3 separate regions of the Homo sapiens genome follow, and all the other regions are linked to region 1. The links are chromatin contacts, found by Hi-C or POLR2A ChIA-PET in ENCODE. All regions are on one chromosome and are shown on one strand. The core of a region is the stretch at or near the end of the contact, and the rest is flanking DNA. Distances in the headings are between cores, read along the strand shown. Region 1 holds the start of CC2D2B (coiled-coil and C2 domain containing 2B). Region 2 holds the start of ZNF518A (zinc finger protein 518A). Region 3 holds the start of ENTPD1 (ectonucleoside triphosphate diphosphohydrolase 1).

What was found. A loop is a pair of places that touch in the nucleus more often than their neighbours do. ChIA-PET counts read pairs that join two places held with the same protein, here RNA polymerase II (POLR2A). Pooled maps may share reads with other maps.
Region 2: a map of sigmoid colon shows a loop between it and region 1 (7-fold over the local background). The contact joins the promoter of ZNF518A here to the promoter of CC2D2B in region 1. A Hi-C loop is called at or near these places in 10 of 168 maps with a recorded cell type or tissue (CD4-positive, alpha-beta T cell, CD4-positive, alpha-beta memory T cell, CD8-positive, alpha-beta T cell and 6 more), 10 of 37 single-sample maps with no recorded cell type and 30 of 50 pooled maps. POLR2A ChIA-PET finds 5 or more read pairs at or near these places in 15 of 52 experiments (A549, CD4-positive, alpha-beta T cell, CD4-positive, alpha-beta memory T cell and 10 more).
Region 3: a pooled map shows a loop between it and region 1 (3-fold over the local background). The contact joins the promoter of ENTPD1 here to the promoter of CC2D2B in region 1. A Hi-C loop is called at or near these places in 1 of 168 maps with a recorded cell type or tissue (endothelial cell of umbilical vein), 1 of 37 single-sample maps with no recorded cell type and 3 of 50 pooled maps. POLR2A ChIA-PET finds 5 or more read pairs at or near these places in 1 of 52 experiments (GM12878).

The regions. Positions count from the first base shown.
Region 1 is chr10:95,905,730-95,909,951 of GRCh38, reverse strand. It overlaps CC2D2B (coiled-coil and C2 domain containing 2B), which reads right to left and starts at 1,977. Exons shown (of 35, transcript NM_001349008.3): 1 at 1,895-1,977. The region is part of intron 2 of ENTPD1-AS1 (ENTPD1 antisense RNA 1); the gene reads left to right. RefSeq lists enhancers at 1,661-1,720, 1,761-1,950.
Region 2 is chr10:96,128,297-96,132,518 of GRCh38, reverse strand. ZNF518A (zinc finger protein 518A) reads right to left here and starts at 2,222. Exons shown (of 6, transcript NM_001330736.2): 1 at 1,767-2,222. LOC124902486 (a long non-coding RNA gene) reads left to right here. Exons shown (of 2, transcript XR_007062254.1): 2 at 1-3,464. RefSeq lists enhancers at 1,458-2,361, 2,170-2,809, 2,362-3,266.
Region 3 is chr10:95,754,468-95,758,689 of GRCh38, reverse strand. It overlaps ENTPD1 (ectonucleoside triphosphate diphosphohydrolase 1), which reads right to left and starts at 2,527. Exons shown (of 10, transcript NM_001776.6): 1 at 2,435-2,527. The coding sequence starts at 2,450. It overlaps ENTPD1-AS1 (ENTPD1 antisense RNA 1), which reads left to right. Exons shown (of 6, transcript NR_038444.1): 6 at 1,976-4,222. RefSeq lists a silencer at 1,277-1,336 and an enhancer at 2,667-2,966.

The sequences.
Region 1 (4,222 bases), core at 728-3,227:
TGGTCTCAAACTCTTGGCCTCAAGCAATCCTCCTGCCTCAGCCTCTCAAAGCATTGGAATTATAGGCATGAGCCACTGCGCTTTGCCTAAACAAATTTCTAAATCAATTCTGCGGGCACAAGACTATGTGGATCCCTGAATCAGCACAGACTTCTTTTTGGCACAATTTTCAGTCACCTTGGTTACTTCTGTCACAGGCCATTTGGTTTCAGGAGTGCTAGCAAAATAAAACCACAGAAAAACCTCTAGCATGTGGAAATGGTTACACAATGCATATCTTAGTATATAGTAACATATCTTTAATTGTGATCCAATCAGAAAATTGGTTCCCTTTAATCTTCCCCTGGCTCTTGTTAGAAATATTTCTAAATGTATTAATGCACTTTCCTTCCTTAGCAGATCTGAATTCAGACCAAAATCCAATTTTATCTTTATCTCAGTTCATCTATTGTCACATAGTATGATGACACCTTTCTGAACTCTCTTATAGCAATGTTTCCTAAATGATGCCTTCCAGACTTAATTTGAATTAGGATGCTATGTCCAGAATTAAGGTCTCATTCACAGTTATGATGTAATTAAGGCAACAATAGCATTTTGTAAAAATAATCTATTAAATATATAGCACCAGCTACCCTTTATTGTTATTAGGATATGGAAGAAGTGGAATTTAACTTAACAATTCTTTACTTAGTTAAGAGGAATATAGCAGTATTTCACAGTGTTCTACAAAAAACATTATGACTTCCATGTATTGCATTAACTGGCAAGTTTAAAAATTAACTTAACTGTTATCTTGTTTTCCAAAATCAAAACTTAGGAACAAACGGCGTGACAAAAGATTTTCTGATCTGTGAATTTATTTAAGTCTTCGAAAGGCAACAAAACTAAATCACCCACTGCTCTGAGGACCAGTTCCCAAGTCATCATGTCCTGCTCCTGTAGATCAAGAAAGATTTGGGCCCACTTCTCTATCTTGGGACTTCTGGTACATGAAAACTAATGTGGAAACAGGTTACAAAAACTATCATATTATATTTTGAAAATTTACATCTAACACACACCATGCAACGTAGTTTTGCTACTCAAAGGTGAATTACAAGATTTATAAAAATGTATTAATTCTTAGAGCAACCACTGGCCAGGAGGCCCAGAAGCTCTAAACAAGTACTGTAATGTTTTTTATTCAAACCTGAAGATGTATCTCTGTGTCTATACTTATAGCCTCAATTAGAGAGAAAGTCAACCAGGAGGCCCTTTCTGAAAGTGAAGCCAAAAAACTCTCACATCACTTCCCCATCTAAGCCGCAGTGACCACTCTCCAACATTGACCACTCTCCAACATAACCCCTCAACTATAGCTGGATGGAGTTCTTGTTTATTCTCCCTGGCATCTCCAACCTTTAATTTTTACAACTTCCCCGCAAATGGATAGCATTCCGTGTTTCTAAGGCTGATTCAAACTCCACGTCTTTCAGGAAGTTTTTTCTAACTCTGTCTCTTGATCTCCAACAGCATTTGTAGTTCATAATGCGAATTTTTGTTCATTACATTCTACCTTCCAAGTTCATCTTCCTGCTTATCCTAATGTGAAGATCAGGACTAAGGCAAGGTGTTCAGCACACACAGTAGGCACTGAATTAATAATATGCCGACCCGTATTTCTTGCAAATCAAACACTGCTCTCGAGTGATTTTCAATTCTACTCATTCCCAAATTGGCTAACAAACCGGTCGGCCAGGCCCCCGAACTACAAGTCCCAGCGGCCTGCGCGGCCCCGGCTCCGGTTATCCCAGCCCAGCTAGTTCTGCCCATGCAGCAGAGCTCCACAAAAGTGCGGGAATGTCTGACAGGGAAGAATCAGAGAAACCTTCACCAGCAGCCCGACATTCACCTGGACGGACAGTGCACTTTTCTTACGTCTGGGCAGGGAAGGCAGGGCGCACCATCTACCGCAGGCTAGGATGATCACCAACCGCCCCACCGCACCCTGCGCCAGCCCTACGGCGCCCGCGGGCTGCAAGTAGCGGCGACCCAGGAGCATGCGCGCTGCCGCCCCTGGCCTGCCAGGACCCAGAGGGAGCGGAGCACGCGCCTTTGGGAATCTTCGGTGCGCCAAGTCTGTTCGCCGCCGGGGTCTATCACCCCCGCCCCTCGCCTCTGCCCGTGAGCGTGTGAGTTGTAGCGTACCCTGGGGTCTGTTCTGGAGGAGGCCTGAGAGCGGGGTTGCCTGGGGCGTGGGTCTCTCATCCCTCTCGTCCTGGTGAAGAAGAAGAGTATACCCAGCGGGTGAGTACCGGCCGCGAGCTCCCGGCTGAGCGGGCGTCCCCGGGGAGGACGCTGCGGGGCGCCGTTGTGGCAAGAGCGGTCGCCCGCGCAGGGCGTGGAGGCGCGAGGCCGGGGGACGCCAGCCGGCAAGTTGCACGGGTTGCAGCGCCCCGGGACCTACTTTCTCTTTGCCGTCGTCCCTGCCTTGCTAGGAAAAGAGGGGAGCTTTGACTTCAGGTGATTTCCTTTGTGGCTTACAAAAGAGCCCCCTAAATATGCAAGCGGTTCCTTTTATTTCCAGAGCTTGCTGTTAGCGTACTAATGTACTATGTTTAAAGTCTTAAATAGGGCATGCCAGACACGCTCACCCATGTGTCGTCATTCATCGCTTAATAAACAGAGTACGGCTCTCATTGTTTTTCTTTTTCCCATTGCCTCGCTCCGAGTTAAAATAACGAGATAAACTAAACGTGATGCGGTTGGGAACTTGTTCAGGGAAACCGGCTGGGGCGAACTTCGGAAACTTGCTAGTGTAGAGAGCCGCACGGTGGTGGTTTGTATGCTTTCACTCATTCAGGCTTTCCACAGTGTTTAACTGCGTTCTGTGTCAGGCATTATGCCCCAACAGTCGTCTTGTGTAAGACTTCCATGCATTTTTAAGCTTTGCTTTTATTTTCTAAATGTACATGTTAATAGAGAATAAACATTATTGACCTCTTTATTCTGATATTAATTGCCTAAGTTTCGTAGGATTGTCTTTATTTTTTAATAGTATGGTGACCAAAAGTAATACTAGTGTTTAACCTTAGTAAGCAAAATAGAGTCCCAGTGTCTCTGACAGCTTGGCACAGTTTCATTTGAGACCGTAAATCCCACCCTGTCTATAGTCTCTGTCATACTTGGTAACAACCCAGATAATTTATCCCTTCTCGCAGCCTCATTCCCACACCTTCTCCATCTGCTGATCGTCTCACTATCTGCCTTCTTCTGGAAACTGTAAACTCTTTTTCTAGACTCCTCATATGTAAACCCCTCTATATCTTTTTTTAAATTTATATATATATATATTTTATCATACTTTAAGTTCCAGGGTACATGCGCACAACGTGCAGGTTTGTTACATATGTATACATGTGCCATGTTGGTGTGCTGCACCCATTAACTCGTCATTTACATTAGGTATATCTCCTAATGCTATCCCTCCCCCTCCCCCCATTCCACAACAGGCCCTGGTGTGTGATGTTCCCCTTCCTGTGTCCAGGTGTTCTCATTGTTCAATTCTCATATGAAATACTATGCAGCCATAAAAAATGATGAGTTCATGTCATTTGTAGGGACATGGATGAAGCTGGAAACCATCATTCTCAGCAAAGTATCGCAAGGACAAAAAACCAAACACCACATGTTCTCACCCCTCTATGTCTTTATATCTTCTTGTTCACAAAACATTCCTCCTTGTGATATTGGGTACCTGGCTGTCTCCTGAAGACACTGCTTTCCCAGCAATTCACCACAGCGAAAGCCATGCCTGCTGGAGACACTGCTTTCCCAGCAATTCACCACAGCGAAAGCCGTGCCTGCCCGCGCCCCCCGCCCCCCAGAGGTGGTATCTGTATTCGCCATCTCCTCATGGCCATTGCTAGGCCATTCCATCCCACCCCAGGACCCAGAGCTGGTATCTGTATTCGCCATCTCCTCATGGCCATTGCTACGCCATTCCATTCCACCCTTGTAAAACTTACCAGAAACCCTTCTCTAATGAGCCCTTTTCCCTCTCCTCACTGTTATTTACCAGCTGCCTGGTCACTCATGTTCATTAAGGAATTTAGTACCCAACTCAAGTCTTTTTTTTTTTTTTTTTTTTGAGACGGAGTCTCTGTCAGCCCAGTTTGGAGTGCAGTGGTGTGATCTCAACTTACTGCAACCTCTGCCTCCCGGGTTCAGGCGATTCTCC
Region 2 (4,222 bases), core at 973-3,472, 220 kb before region 1:
ACTTAGGTGTATAAAGAAATGTAAAAAAAAAAAAAAAAAACTAAGAAAAAACTTCTATACACTTAAGCATACATCATTGATGACCAGTGATAACATGTCACAAATTTGCAAAAGTCACAACCTAAAGCTTAGAATCAATCTAACTCAGTATCTTCATTTATTACAAGAAAAAGAAAATGAGCCTTGCCCAAAGTCACAAAACTAGAAATAATATCTGGATCCGGTTCCAATTCAGTTATCCTACCACCACAATACTAACCCTTAATACTCATTTCTGGTATCTAATATGCCATGAAAACTGCTCACCATGAGAAGCCAATACCCCATATAGAACTGAAATACTCACAGCCTACACACCTGGGACCAGATAATAAATAAAAATTTCAAGACGGTGTTAAAACCTTTTTGTTCTGCTAATAGCACTTTGCCACAAAACCTTCAGTAGCATACCTGAAGGAATGTGGGCAAGATTCAAGTCTCCTATCATTTAAAGAAAAAAAAAAAAAGTAGTATTAAGTGCTCTAAAGTATGCAATGTCACAATGCCTCAATGAGAACAATTCTAAACAACTATAAACAGAAAAGTAAACAACAAAAATACACTTAAAGGGCATTTAAAGCATATCCTGAAGTCAAATTATAGATCTAGGCTAAAGTATAGTCCCTCTGTAATATTTCAAAATATAGAAACTTCTGGGATTACAGCATACTATTACCAGAGAGACTAGAACAGAATCCGAAGTGTGACCATGGCAAAAAATTGAAGCATTTAAAAGTTCATACATTATCAATGCACACAGTGGGTGTTCATTGTGGTTACTGTCTTTTGTCCTTCCATAAAACCAGATATAAAACGTTTTATTTGGTAATTATACTTATTTTCACGCAACAAACAGGAAACATTTGGTTGTGTAACATACCTACATTTTATTCTCCCCTTTTGTTGGCAATTTTCTGTATCTAGGGATGATCTAATTTACAGTTTCTATGGCAAAAATCAACATCGTTTACTATGCTTACCTTCCCCAGGAAATCCCAACACCCTCAAAGTGTTAACAGAACGCAATGTCTCTTTATAAATTTCAGAAAAGACAATTTTGCTGAAAGATAGTGAATGCATTTCTATAAATTTGCAGTTAAACTCAAAAAATGTTAGGAAATTTCACTGAATCAATTTAAATGTTTTAAATTAAACCTGAGGATATCAACCTTAGAGTACACTCAAATCAGACCCCTTGCTGCAGAAAAAGCAATTCAACAATTACCAGTAACTAGATCTAACATGCACACTTTCAAGTTAATAGAATTCCTATCCTGACAGTTTGGTGTCTTCATGTTTTATCACTGCGACAACTGTACAAATTCCAACATTCTTATGAATTCCTTGAACATTGACTTATTTTATTTTTCTAGGGTTTTTTAGACGTTTGACAACATACTCAACAATGTTTGCACTAAAACAGCTCACATACACTACTTGCTCTCAAATTTAAACCTAAAAAGAAAACTGAGTCTTAACTGTTGTATTCTGAACTTTAAAGCTACATCTGTTTGATCGGTCCACTTAAGAGTTAAAACATTTTTCCTTATATACATTTCGCTCTATGTACTTTTCAATTACCACAGCCACCTAGGAAGAGACTGTCTACTTGACAAAGAGGACACCATGTAACGAATAGAGTCAAAATGAACCCTACATGTGAGAAAGCCAGTTACAAAGAAATCCAACTGCCACTGGGTGTGGTTAGGGTCTGCGGGGAAGAGCACCTTTGGCCAACTCTGGAGAAGAGCGAGCGCGTCAGGGAGCAGGGCATCTCTGCAAGAAATGGCCCCCAATGACCATACGCTGGGCCAGCAATAGGGACGCCGTCGAGTCGGGCCTGCGAACCTATAGCTCGAGGGGTGCGGTCTGCGGGGCGCCCTTGCTGTCTCCACCAACCACGAAACCCGCCGAGTGAGTGCTTCGAGCGCCGCGCGCCCAGCTTCGCCCCAAACACCGCGCCCGATCCGCCCCTTCCTCCGGGGTTCGGCTGCCCCGCGGGGAGCGCGGAGGCACACCGTCTCCTACTCCCACCCAGCTCCTAGAATGTAGGAGAGTGTAGAGTTCAAAAAGCCCGGAAGTAAAACAACCCCAGGTTAAGAAAGTAAGGGTAAGCTCTAGCAGTCGGCAAAAGCGCTCGGCAAAAAAACCCCGACTTCTCCAGAAAAACTTTGCGGCAAGTTAAGCGGAAGCGCTGAATGGCCGGGACTATTTAACTCGCGCTTCCTCTCACAAGAGGCGGATCCCTGGACCTGTTTGGGGGACCCTGACGGTCCACAAACTCGCCGTTTGCCTGCTGGGTGGCCCTCTAGAAGTTCTGACATCCTAAAAGGTCTGGGCAGTCCCGCTGACGGGGAATACCTGTCGTAGTACCCATTGCCTGCGAGTCCCTGATGGCGGCCATTACACTTCCATCCGGGTATTGCCGAAAAGCTGATCGCAGCGCTACCGGGAGCGCACGCTGCGGCGGAGGGATCTGCGCTTTACCTGAGACAAGCGGAAGAGAACGGAGGCCGGCAGGGTCCGCGCTCGGTCTGACGAGACTAGGCCATGGAGCTGGGTTCGCCGCTGACCTCTCCATCTAGCGCGCGGCCCCGGCGCCCACCAGTCCAGTGACCCACTACTACCTCTTTGCTCACCAGCAGCTGCTGATCTTACTGCCGGTGAAATGGCAGACAAACGTCTACTCTGTGCTCTTCAGAGTAGACACCAGGAGCAGGAACTGTATGCACTTCCCAAGCCCTTGCTGACTGGGAATGGTCTCCACCCTGAGATTTTAACCAGTTCCGGTTTAGCAAATGGCGCCTCCCCACCTCTGGCTTCTGGCACGCAGGTTTTAGCAACCATTGTAGCCCACGTCAACGAAAGAAGCTGCCGCCAGTAGTTCTAGAAGACATACTGAACTCCAAACCTGTATATATTGAATAATTGATCAAAAACTATCTTCACAATGAGGGAGGCTCACATCTCCCTCAAACGAATACTTCCTCTACCTGACAACAGGGCTGGACAGTTAATATGGTTGGCTTTACCCCAAAGGCCAGTGTGGCTCCTCTTCTGTTCTTTATAAATCCAACCTACTAATTGATACCTCACTTTCTACATAATTCTACATAAATTATCTTCCTTTTAAAATGTGGGGAGGGAATAAGTGGCGGCAAACGTTTAAGCAACAACAAAAAACCTTGGCGCAGAAGGATATACCAATAAATTGAAAGTGAAACTATGATCAGATTTTTCATTTTTTAATGTTCCGTGTTTTCTTAAGTAGCATGTATGACATTTATAATTTTTAAAAATTTTTTAAAATATGTGTATGATACATATTTTTCATTGTCTTAGGGCAGGCTTTTGAAAATGTCAGCCTGTAGCCAAATGCAAGATTTTCTCCATCCTTTAATAAAAAGCACACTGAGAAATCCTCACTTTGTCTTTAGGAAGCCTTCTTTATTATTGTGTTTACTGGGCTACACAATTCCACCTAGAAAAGGCGAATGAGCGGAAATTCACATTAGTCATATTTATGCTTGTGTAAAACACACAAGGAGAAATCTTCTGTAAATACCAAAGGGGATGCCATTATGGAATGAAGAACATGTTTACAAAGTGGATTTTATTCCGCATCGTACATCACCCATCTCTCTTCAGGTCCTCATTTCTGTGCAAGCCAGACATGCACACACATCACAGCAGAAAGAGAGAGAACGAGATTTTTCTTTTAATAACAAAAAACGATGTTAGTTTGGAAAAATGGACAGAGTTTTTTGTTCTGTGTTTTGATGTAGTTTTTGTTTTTTCGATTAAGATATTGCATCCCCCCCCACAGTATTCACATTATAACTTTATTTTTACTTCTACATATACATTCACCTACAAAACCTTGCAAACCTGCATTTATGTTATAGAAGAATTGGAGAAAGTTAAAATAAATTAAAATATTAGTCAGACTTACCTTATCTCTTCCCCTTTCTCTTCCACCATTCATATCACCTCTTCCACCATTCATATCACCTTTTTTTTCTTGCTAACCTCTATGTTCAAAACCTGAAAGGTTTCTCTTGATCTCCTTTCAGGTTTTGAACATATTGGTTAGCAAGAAAAAAAAAAGTGGAAGTGGGGTGGTGAGGGAGGAGAGGAGAGAGGAGAGTGAATCAAGAAGGAAGGGAAGATGATTAAAAGGGAG
Region 3 (4,222 bases), core at 1,278-3,777, 150 kb after region 1:
TGCCACAAGTTTAGAGACTAAAAATAAAATTGCACTAGACACTGCAGATCTAAAGGTGAATACAGAAAATATAATTGGAAGGGAGAGAAGGTGATGCAGAGGGCAGGAGCATGGACAAGTATGATGAGTGCCACCTTAGGCATAACTGATGAGGTACTATAGAAGCATCCAAGATGGGGGCTAATCTAGACTTGAAGGATTAGAGAAGGCTTAAAGGGGAATAACACCCAATATGAGGCTTCAAGCAGTGATAGCAAATGTTAATATTTATTTAGCAATACTATATATCAGGCCCTGTTCTAAAAACTTTGCATGAATCCCTCATTCAGTCCTTACCACAACCCTGTAAGATAGATGTTACTGTTATTCTCTTCATGTTACAGATGATGAAACTAAGGCACACAGTAAATGGTGGAGCTGAAATTCAAACCCAGGCAGCTCGGCTCCAGACTAAAGGGGAAGCAGAGTACCAGATAGGCCCTTAAAACAGAAGAAAGTGCCTAGCTTCAGTCTGAGGAAAGATGCAGTTCCTTTGGGGAACTGAAAGCAACTCAATGAGGCGCAGCTTGGGGTGGGGACAGACGTTCAGAGATGACTGGGTCTGCTCTGTAGGTTGGAAGAAAAACCAGAAGCAGAGGGTTTCAGATCCAGTCCAAATCTTTTTTTTTTTTTTTTTTTTTTTTTTTTGAGACAGTGTCTCACTCTCGCCCAGGCTGGAGTGCAGTGGTGCAACCTCAGCTCACTGCAACCTCTGCCTCCCGGGTTCAGGTGATTCTCCTACCTCAGCCTTCCAAGTGGCTGGGACTACAGGCGCACACCACCACACCCAGCTAATTTTTGTATTTTTAGTAGAGACAGGGTTTCATCATGTTGGCCAGGCCGGTCTCGAACTCCTGACCTCAGGTGATCCGCCCACCTCGGCCTCCCAAAGTGCTGGGATTACAGGTGCGAGCCACCACATCCAGCCCCCCAGTCCAGACTTTTGACAACTAGCTGTGACTGGTGTCACCAAACTAACCCCTTCTGACCTCAGTTTCTCCTTTTTGCAAAAGACCATAATAACAATACCTGCTTCTCATAGAGAATGGCCATGAGCACCAAATGAGGAAAATGTATGTGAACTTGAGTGCAAAGTACAAATTCCTTCACAGACTTAAGATTTTACCAGTATCACTTCCCCAGTAGCTTCAAGGATTTGCAAACCTGAAATCCACAATGTCAGGGCACCAGAAAAAGCAGAGAAACAGTATTGGGGAGTGGAAAAGCCCACCAGCCCTGCCTCAGACCACCTCCATCCACACTCAGCCCTTACTAACTATGAGATCTCAAGGCAAGTTATCCTCTCAGTACCTCAATTATGCCATCTGGAAAATGGGAATGTCAATGATAGCACTTGTAAGGTTCATGTGACAAGTAAGTAGCACATGTAATATGCTAGGTATAGCTCCCAACACAGAATAAAGACTTAGTCAACATTAACAGCTATCATTATTGTAAGTATTAAGAAATATGTTGGCTACTCATGCTATTCTTCCATGTTCTATACGGTATAAGCATGTGGGAATGTTAGAAGTTAGAGATGATAAAGAAGGAGGAGAAGGAGGTTTACAACCCTATACTCCCTCACTGCTGCAGAGATTCTTCCTGGCTCTCACACGCTGGCAAGCAGCTGGCTCTCCGTCTTGGCAGAAAATGCCCAAAAGAGGTAAAAGATAGAGACTGCACACCATCTGTGCAAACCAGGCTGCTCTTGTAGTTTTTAGACAAAATCTAAATGTAGTCAGATGTGACCTGCCCTTTTAAGATAGAATTATTCTATTTCCTCCCTCTACCCGTCCCCGTCCCCCACTCTGTCCCCCACATAAAACTCCCCCACATATCTCAAGAAACTTTCAGCATTTTGAAAGACATACTCTGGGGTCCTGTTGTGACAGCCTTGTGCCACATTAACTTCTCTGTCTTGTTCCCAGCAAAGAAGCCTTTGCTAATTTCACAACAGGAAAGCATGCAAGAAATTCGAGAACAAAACAAATCTACACGCAGAGCCCAGCATCTTCAAGCAAACACCCTGAGGTACAGACCCGAGGCTAGATGAGTCCGGACTGCAGATGAGGCAGCTGCCTCTTAAACTGCAAGGGGACTGAAAAAGTCATTTGCCTCTAAAAAAACCAACTCTGAATACAAATTGATAATGAATATTCATGAGCCCCTCCAGCTTGCTCTAGAGCCACCCTTGACTGCAACCCTGGACTCTGCTTCCTAAAAAGTTTCCCAAAGCTCTTTCTCTGCCTCCTCTCAGAAGGAAGAGGGTGGGAAAGTTCATTCAGGGCTTTTTGCCTCCAGCTTTCAAGTACTTGCTTTTTGGTCTGGGCTTTTATTTTTCCTTCTATTTTTTTTTTCTTAAGGATTCAGATCAAATCAATTTTGGTCTTACCCTTTGTATCTTCCATAAGTAGCAGCTTTTGTTTTCCTCCTCTTTCCTCGTCTTTCCCCCCCCCAGCCTCTGCTTGCTGTGGTCCGTCTCCGTGAGAGAGGTCCTCAAGGAAACAGAGATATAACAGACCCTTGGGCTCGTGGGAGGGGCTAAATTAGCCGGCCCCGTTTCGGAAGGAACCTCAAACCCTGTCTTTTTCATTGACTAGAAAGGACAGATTGACTGAGGAGTCCAGCAGCTCATTTTCCTAAAGTTACTCGAAGCCTTTTCCAGGTTGTAATTTTTTGCATCCTTGAAGCAATGTATATTCAAATCTCTCTCTCTTTCTCCCTTCTTCCCTCTCTCCCTTACTCCCTCCCTCTTCATCTCTCTCTCCCTCTCTTCGTTATAGAAATCCCTTTTTCTCCCTTGAAAAAGTCATCTCAGCTGCAAGCAAAAAAAGCTATTCCTTACTGCAATTATGAAGCTAGATAATAAGAAAGTTGTTACCTTGAAACCCGCTCGAAAAACTGAAAGTCAAGAACAGTTCTTCCCTCCCCATAAAGCCTCTGGTCCCATGACCAGCAATCCTTTCTCAAGGCTCATTAGAGCAAAGAGCAACAGGTGACCCAAGCGATGAGTTTCCTGCAGGAGACGCTGCGTTATTGGTTGGAAGGCTGGGTGGAACCACAGAGGAGCTGCTCAATGGGAACCGCTGCCTGGCTATGAATTGATGAAAGTCATCCACCATTTCCCAACTTTGACTTCCTACCTTTGAAGTCTAATGAGCATGAATTACCACATCCAGACCGTCAAGATTACCCCAATGTAGATGAGAGCCTGACCAAATTATTTTTAAACTGTGTAACAAAATTATTTTGAAATCAAAACAAGGGCTAATCCTTTGAAAGGAAGGTAAGTCCTCAAGTCCCAAGGCGACTTGGCAGCTTCTCCCTCCACAAGGCTGTTGCAAACCTTAGCATTTCAGGTCTGAAAGATACCTCAGACATTGAGTCTAAAAGAGGTTAGAGATGTGGAGAGGTTAAGCCACCTGCTCATGCTCACATACATGGTCTCTCTTATTTGCTACCATGTTCCCCAGCACCTAATACAGTTTCTCTCACAGCATGGGCTCTCAATAAATATTTGATGAATGGTTGAAAAAAATGAATGAATTGCAGCAAAGCAGAAATGTAGATCTGTTTTCCTGTTTCCTAGTTCTTGATTTTTCTACATTGCTTGTCTGGCATGTAAATTTGTATCTAAAGCCAGTTATACCATATAAATCATTAAATTTGTGAGCCCGAAGGACTGTTTTGACTCTATGTAGAAACTATATTCTCCAGCGAGCTTTCAGTCATACTTTAATAAGGACAAAGGATAACCTTTTAGTTTAGGCATCTCTGTTACTTTGCACGGTGCCACATGGTATATACTCAATACATTTTTTATACTTTAATAAATTTGGAGCTGTTTAACAATACTTTATTTCTGAAATGCTTTATAGTTATAGGATTTTGCATGTATGATAACAACTAATTACACTGAATGAAAGACTCAATGGATGTCTTCTCCCGAGTCAGTTTAGACTACATCTCTAATAATGAATATTGGTCTGATATTCATCCTGTTATGATAAAACTGGTTTTTGGTGATATGATGGGATTTTTTGTAAAAACCAACAATTGGTTTATGACTGCCTTTGTACTATTGTTTTGGAGAGAAATTTGAAAAGAGCATGTCCACAAAATAGTGTGCGAATTACAGAATGGAAACCAAAACATCAAAGCTAGAAAGAGAAAAGAATGA